Regions from separate parts of the Homo sapiens genome. Here regions 2 and 3 are each linked to region 1. Evidence: read pairs that join two places in POLR2A ChIA-PET (ENCODE). Cell type or tissue: OCI-LY7. All regions are shown on one strand.

Region 1 (2,500 bases):
GGCATGGGCCCTGGGGAGGGCCTTGTTCTGAGTCAAAATGTGGCAGGAGGCATCACATGGAGAGAGGGCAAGAGACTGCGTGTATGTTCAGGTCTCTCTTCCTCTTCTTATAAAGCCACCAGTCCCATCATGGGGGCCCCACCCTAATGACCTTATCTAGTCCTAGTTTCCTCCCAAAAGCCCCGTCTCTAATCAACATATGAATTTAGGGATTAAGTTTCCAGCACATGAAATTTGGAAGACACATTCAAACTATAGCACCCAGCAAAAATAAAAGAAAGAAAGAAAACCTGTCTATAACAACACTTTCCCCACAGCTTCATCCTGCCTTGAACACAGATGTGATGTCTGGTTCTATGAGGGCATCTTGTGATTCTGAGAGACAAGCATGAGGGGAGAGGCCAAGGGAATCAGAGTTACTGGCCCCGGCATTAACAAGCTGCTGAACCAAGGCTATCGTCTGTTCATTCTGGACTTTTTGTTATAAATAAGAATAAACTACTGGGCCTTGTTTTTAGTTACTTGCATCCAAAGGCATTTCTAACAGATATAATGTTTATCTATCTCCAAGGAGCAGAGAAGTCCCAGTGGACTTCCAGGTTGCATGTATATTCTGACCTACAAAACTGTCATATAGAATCACTTCCAGTTTCCCAAAGTGTCACAACATCCATACCCCTAAAAAGTGGGTCCAGGAAAATCATTCCACTTTGCACCATTAGAACTCAGCTGACAAATAAAGTGAGGCCAAGTTATTATCTAAAGCAATAAAATAAAATTTCTGCTTCCAGAGCAATCAATGAGGAAGAAATGGTTACATGAGAAAGGGGAGGGGTTGAGTCATAACCAATACTATCCCGAAAAATCCAAGCACATGTGTTTCCCACTAAGAAATTACCACTATGACTGCCAAATTTCCAATTATTCAATTGACCCCAATTCATCTTAATCCGGACTGTTCTTGGTTTGTTTTGCCTTCCCAAGACCCAAATTAACTATTCTATAAGCTTCTTATGAGTAACGACCAAGTCCTAGTTATCTTTGCAGCTCCAGTGCCTAATATGGGACCTGGCACAGATTAGGAGCTCAATCCAGAATAAATGAATGAACGAATGAGAGATTAGGACAGAATATTTCCAAGCCAAAGACTTCAAGCCATCAGTTGGGCTGAAGTAGAAAAAGAAGCTGCATAGCCAAACAGTTGCAACCATGGGTGCTCCAGTAAAGATAACTCAATTCAAATCCTGTGTCTGCACTGTCATACACCAGCTGTGGGGTCTGTTCGAACCACTGGCCTCCACACCTCAGTTTCCCTTCTGTAACATGGGGCAAGTTATGGCACCCTCATCAGACTGGCTATGAGGGTCATAGTCATTTAGTAAGTGTTCACAGAAAGCACTCAGTGAAAGGCAGGTGGTGGTGGTGTTATTATCACAGTATTTCTATTCTGTGTAGACAGCATCAGGATCACAGGGAGGGCTCGTCAAACACAGAGCTCTGGGCCCCACCCCCAGAGTTTCTGATTCAGTAGGTCTAGGGTGGGGCCTGAGAATTTGCATTTCTAACAGGAACCAGGTGATGCTGCTGTTACTATTCTGGGAACTGCACTTTGAAAACCACTGGCCTAACTTATTGCTGTGAGGTCACAGGCAGGCTGTGCTCGACAGAAGGCAGAAAAGGAGAGTAAAGAGAAGGAAGAAAGGTAACACACACACACACACACACACACACACACACACACACACAAACTCAGAATTTCCAGCACAGAGCTTCCCGGCCTGTGCTACCATGGCTAGATACATGTGCGCCCAGAAATGGATCCCTCATCCCTCAGCAGACGCCTGAAGGTAGTTGTACATGCTGTGCACAAAACGAGGGCATCCAGCTTCAGCTTCAAGAGTAGTGGGACTGAAATCCCCAGACAGGATGCCTTTTCCTAATATGCATAAAGCCTCTGAATGTCCAGCCCTTAAGGGGGGTTTCTTTTGGAACAGTGAAGAAAGTGGGGCGATGGGAACTTGGGGCATCTGGCCTGTTGCCTCTGGCCCCTAACAGGCTCGACTATTTACCCTGGGACACCATACAAGTATGGTCATTTCCTAGATGTACTCTGACCTAAAAAATTTGGTGAATTGCACAGTCCAGTACTGCAGCCACTAGGAACATGCAGCTACTCCAATTTGAGATGGCCCATAAGTTTAAGATATATGCCAGATTGCTAAAATTTAGAACAAAAACAAGAAACTCACTCCTAATTTGTTTTCTGTTGATTACATGTTGAAATGTCAATATTTTACATATATTTAATATGCTACTAAAGGGATTTTACCAGTTTCTTTTTACTTTTTTTTTTTTTTTTGAGATGGAGTCTTGCTCTGTTGCTCAGGCTGGAGTGCAATAGTGTGATCTCGGCTCACTGCAACCTCCGCCTCCCGGGTTCAAGCAATCCTCTTGCCTCATCCTCCTGAGTAGCTGAGATTACAGGCGCGTGCCACCATGC
Region 2 (2,500 bases), 87 kb before region 1:
TGCAGTGGTGCAATCTTGGCTTACTGCAACCTCTGCCTCCAGAGTAGCTGGGATTACAGGCACGCACCACCACACCCAGCTAATTTTTGTATTTTTCGTAGACTGGGGTTTCAGCATGTTGGCCAGGCTGGTCTCAAACTCCTGACCTCAGGTGATCCACCCACCTCGGCTTCCCAAAGTGCTGGGATTACAGGCGTGAGCCACTGCGCCCAGCCTGAATTTTTTAAATCTGTGAAGCCCTCCTTCCCATGAAGCCCTCTCCGATCTGGGTTCCAGGGACTTTCATCTCACTGATAACCAGGTCCCGTCTGTCTTTTCATCTCCTTAGCTCCTCGTCCCAGCATCTGCACCAGAGCCTGAGAGGTCACAGTTGCTTATAGCATTTATGTGTAAAGGGAACAGTAGTTACTGTACTCTCTAACCCAACACGGGGAAGTGTAGCTAACGTTTCTTTCAGGCCTGAATTTGGGGTAGTCCTGTGCCTTTTTTCTGCATTCTTCGTTAATCAAGGAGGTAGGAAATTTGACCACCCTTCCTTATCAGCTCCCCACAGCTCCCTGGCATAATTTTCTGCTCATGGCTCTCACTTTGCAAACATGTTCGTTGTCATAGAAAATTCAGAGGTGAGTTGGAAGTTGGTGCTGCCTGGTTACCATGGCAATGCCAGCTGCTTCTGCCTCCACAGTGAGGCAAGAGTGGCCATGGAGCTGACCAGATGGAGTCGGAGCCTCTGAGAACAAAATATCTGGGGCCCATCCCAGTCTCCTCTAATGCCAACCTTCTCCTGGCCCTCAAGACTACCCTGTTTTCCCAGGGGTGCCATCCTGCAGCCAACCTGCTGGTACAATGGATGGAGCCCCCTCCGTGGAGGTGGAGGCCTGCGCTGCCCTTGCCAGCCACTCCTGAGGCAGTGGTGACCTGCTAGGTGACACTCAAAGTCACTAGTGAGTTGCTTCCTGTACCCGCCTTCAAGATGCTGGCCGAGAGCCCCACCCGGTGGGCCTGTGTTTCCTTAGTGACTGTCAGCAGAAATTTCCCATTGTGGAAAGAGCTATCTTGGAGCTAATGTAACAACGTCTTTTCTTATTTGTGGATGATGAAAGAAAATGACTCCCAGGGACCATGTTCCTGAAAAAGAGGAAAAGGTCAACAGCTTCAGCGTCTTCAGGGCCTTTGCCACTCCAGGCTGCATGCAGGTGGCGCATGGCGAGGTTGCTAAATGGCTGGTGTAGCACTTCAGGGGACACTTGGATCAGCTCGTTTGATCTTTACCAGCATCCTGTGAAATAGATAGGACCACTATGCCCACTTCATAAATGAGGAAGCTGAGGCTTGGCGAGGGCCAAGAAGGTGGTGCCAAGGCGGCACTGCTGGCAGGCGCCGGAGCCGGGCTTGGGAGGGAAGAAGCATCACGGCAGGGCCTGAGGTCTTACACGGCTCCACAGCTCTGCTGTGAACAAGTGTGAGGGTGGAGATCTTCCCCAATTTACATAAACTGAGGCTCTGGTGGCAAAGCCAGGATGTGACACCTGTTCTGTCGTGTCCCAGACTTTGCTCAGCTGTATCAGACACAGGGCTGTCCTGTTATGCGTGGGCATTTTGCAAGCAGGAAACCCCCTCCTGAGTTCCCAAGCACGGCCAAAACATGATACGAGGGGTCCCACAGGGTGGGGAGACCCAGATTCCAGCCAGAGCTTGGAGTGGAGGTCGTGACATGAGCGCGGAAGAGGCAGCTGCATCCACACACCCGGGCAGGCCCCGAGGTGAATCAGAAGAGAAGCAGGTGACGCTGAGAGGGGCTGAGAATGCTTACCCTGCTGTGGTGGCAGCTTTTTCTGTGCCATGAGGGCCCCAGCAGTTGCTCAAGGACTTTTGTCATAGCTCCTCGGCCCACACAGCTGCATCCAAGCCCCTGCCCACCGCAATCCCTTCCAAATAAGGACCCGAGGCCCAGCTGAAAAAGCATGGCTCTCTTCCCAAAGAACCACCTGGATGTTCTGGGGAGGCAGGTGTGTGGGGGAGAAGTTTTCCGAGGATTGTCAGAGGGAGGTGATCTGAGACATAGCCTGGCATGGGGGCCTAGAGGCGGTTCACTTCCCTAGGGATTTATACCCCAAAGAAACGCAAAGGTGCGCAAAGAAAGAAAGGTAAAGTCAGGAGCCCAAATTTGTACCCCTGATGTTCCCAGGTTACTCAGGTTTCTGATGTCACTCTGTGCTTTAATATCCAAAATGATGCCTCACGTTCCTGTCTCACTCACATATTTTTTTTGGTGGTGGGGGCGCGCACCTGGTTGGGCCACAGCCAAGCCTGTTTCTTCCTGTTCCTCATGGTCTCTCTCAGCTCCAGAATGGAACCGCCTCTTCCTTTATTTCCCCCGGGAAGAAAACAGGCTTTTAGTTTCCCTCACACCTTAGTCGGAAGCCCACGTCACCATTCTCAGGTGCATGAGCTTTGAGAAATTTGCTTCACTTCTGGGAGCCTCCATTTTCTCCTCTAC
Region 3 (2,500 bases), 76 kb before region 1:
TGATGCTTGTGAAGTCTCTTAGCAACTTTGCCTGCCATGAAATCGGTGCTTGATATTTTTAGATGTTGAGCATAATTCTGAAACTTTCAGTTGTCCTCCCAGAACCTACTCCTGCTCTGGCCCTGGCTAGGGCCCTAACTTCCCCTAAGGAGACAGCCCCTTCCTGCAGTGCTTACACCCAGCAGAGACCCTCAGGGAGGCAACTCTCTCCTTTCAACCGGCCCCAAGGAACCAGGGCCCTGAGGTGCTGTTCCCAGCAAAGAGGAAACTCAACCCAGGTTCAAATCCTTTTTTTTTTTTTTTCTGCCACTTCCCAGCTGGGTGGCATTGGGGGAGTTACTCCACCACTCCGAGCCTTGGTTTCCCCCTTTGTAGAATACCCACAGTGAGCCCTAGCCCAGGATGCTGGCCCAGGAGTGTGCTCATGGCTGGGCACGTAGCAGGTACTGGATAAACAGCTTCAGTGCACTGCCCTCTCAGCCAGGACCAGACCCCAGACTTGGTGGACCCTGGGGCTCATACAGTGTGTAGCGCCTCTTTAAGAAGGAGCCTCTGAACTTACAAACATACAATAGGGCTTCTGATGGGGCCTATGCCGGGGAGGCATCCTGAGGCCTGAATTCCATTCGCTTCTGCTTTCTGCTCTCAATCCCTCCTCCTCCGTAATGACCGGGCCAAACGTGTTTCAGAAACGTCCCTCCCAACTTGCCTGAATAAGCCCCAGGAGCCTGAGATTTTTACGAAATTGTCAGAGGCAGTGACCATCTTAGTCTCCCAGCAGGATCCAAGCTCCCTTGGTAAGTGAGCAAGACTTTTGATGGAACAAAAGCAAAATCTCTATCTGATGAGATTAGCTCCTTGGAAAAGAGCACACAGTTCATCTCTACCTTGCTTGGACAGTAGAGCTGCCAGATTAAAACAGCAACAACAACAGCTATATACATATGGATTCAATTTAATTTGAATTCCAGATAATGAATAATTCTTTAGTATAAGTATATACCAAATATTGCATGAGACATTTAACTGGATGTCCTGAATTTTATCTGGCAGCCCTGTCTGTCAGAGACACAGCAACATGGCTATTCAAATTCAGGATGTGTTTTGCAGAAGTGTTCCTGCTTTGAGAAGCAGCTGGGGGCCCTTGAACTTCAGCAGAATAACCAGTGGCAGAGGAAGGGATATGGGAAGCTGCCCCCGGGCAGGTTGGTGACGCTTTTAACAGCTGCACCCAGAGCCAGGTGGTCAGGGCCTGAACTGTAGCCTAAAATGAGCCTTGCAGCCACCCCCAGAGCAGGTGTTGGCACACCCATTTCTGCAGATGTGAAAGCCAGAGCGCAGCAAGAAAGGAACACCTTGTGAGCACCTACTATATGCTGGCATCTTACACGCATTAGCTCATAGCTAAGAGTGGGCAGATTTTGTAGCTGTTGCTATTAATGTAATGCAAGCATCAGAGAAGCATTATATGAAAAATAAGTCTTCTTCCCCACATTTGAGAGCGCTCAACCTCTTAAACCTCTCAGCGATTCCTCAGCCTCAGCACTATTGACATCTTGGGCCAAACTTTTTTCTTTTTTTTGTCGTGGGCTGACCTGTGCACTGTAGAATGTTTAGAAGCATTCCTGGCCTCTAGCCACTCAATGCCAGTGGCACCCCCCTCCCCGCCCCGTGACAACCAAGAAAATGACTCCAGACATTGCCAAATGTCCCGTAGGAGGCAAAAATCGCCCCTGCAAAACCACTGCTCTAGAATAATCACTGTTAATCATTTTGTGAAAGGGAAATAAATCTTGGGACCCCAAAATCACTAGGCCAAAGGGAAAAGTCAAGCTGGAAACCATGTTGGGCAAACCCACCACCCATTTCCTTCCTGAAGAAGATAGCTACAAAGATTTTTAAAAGCTACTTACCTTCCTCACAATTTTCCCACAAGGAAATTCCTTGTGGGCCTCAAGATCTTCACCCTAAATTAGTTCTGTTGAATTTCACCCTGGCAATGTAAACCAACAGCTGATCTTCACAGATGTGGGACAGAAAGTCATCCCTCTGCTCACCTGAAGCAAATGCCTATCCGATTGCTTCCTCTGCCCTATTGTTTATGTAAAAATGCTGATTCACTGAGCCAGACTAAGGCATAAGTGACTATTCTTCTACGCCCCCGCCCCCCACCACCGCATGTAAATTGTGTATTCAGTGAAAGGCTGATTAAAGACTCAAAAGAATGCGACTATTTGTCTCTTGTCTACCTATGACCTGGAAACCACCCCCTCCACCTTTCTGGACCAAACCAATGTACATCTTACACATATTGATTGATGTTTCATGTCTTCCTAAAACATATAAAAGCAAGCTGTATCTCAACTACCTTGGGGCCAAACAATTTTTGGCCTCAGGACCTCCTGAGGCTATGTCATGGGTGCGTCCTTAACCTTGGCAAAGTAAACTTTCTAAACTGATTAAGACTGTCTCAGATACTTTGGGTTCACACTTCCTTGAG

What was found. ChIA-PET counts read pairs that join two places held together with the same protein. Peaks named below come from ENCODE experiments on the same cell type or tissue, not always from the same donor. Only the 100,000 strongest peaks of a DNase experiment are listed, where the experiment ranks them.
Region 2: POLR2A ChIA-PET joins it to region 1 with 30 read pairs; 5 of 35 experiments call an interaction of 5 or more read pairs at or near these places.
Region 3: POLR2A ChIA-PET joins it to region 1 with 65 read pairs; 7 of 35 experiments call an interaction of 5 or more read pairs at or near these places.

What each region holds. Positions count from the first base shown.
Region 1 is chr5:173,819,729-173,822,228 of GRCh38, forward strand. No RefSeq gene overlaps it. Among named protein-coding and RNA genes, the nearest start is that of LINC01485, 30 kb to the left of the region's middle. In OCI-LY7, no CTCF peak of the experiment used is centred here; a DNase peak (open chromatin) is centred at 1,563; H3K4me3 peaks cover 2,170 bases; H3K27ac peaks cover 2,500 bases.
Region 2 is chr5:173,732,615-173,735,114 of GRCh38, forward strand. The region is part of intron 1 of LINC01484 (long intergenic non-protein coding RNA 1484); the gene reads right to left. Among named protein-coding and RNA genes, the nearest start is that of LINC01484, 12 kb to the right of the region's middle. RefSeq lists an enhancer at 1,325-1,434 and a silencer at 1,865-1,924. In OCI-LY7, CTCF peaks have their summits at 1,124 and 1,329; DNase peaks (open chromatin) are centred at 977, 1,507, 1,767 and 2,297; H3K4me3 peaks cover 1,972 bases; H3K27ac peaks cover 2,413 bases.
Region 3 is chr5:173,744,107-173,746,606 of GRCh38, forward strand. LINC01484 (long intergenic non-protein coding RNA 1484) reads right to left here and starts at 2,103. Exons shown (of 3, transcript NR_108027.1): 1 at 1,914-2,103. RefSeq lists an enhancer at 56-225. In OCI-LY7, no CTCF peak of the experiment used is centred here; DNase peaks (open chromatin) are centred at 525, 1,265 and 2,085; H3K4me3 peaks cover 2,260 bases; H3K27ac peaks cover 2,500 bases.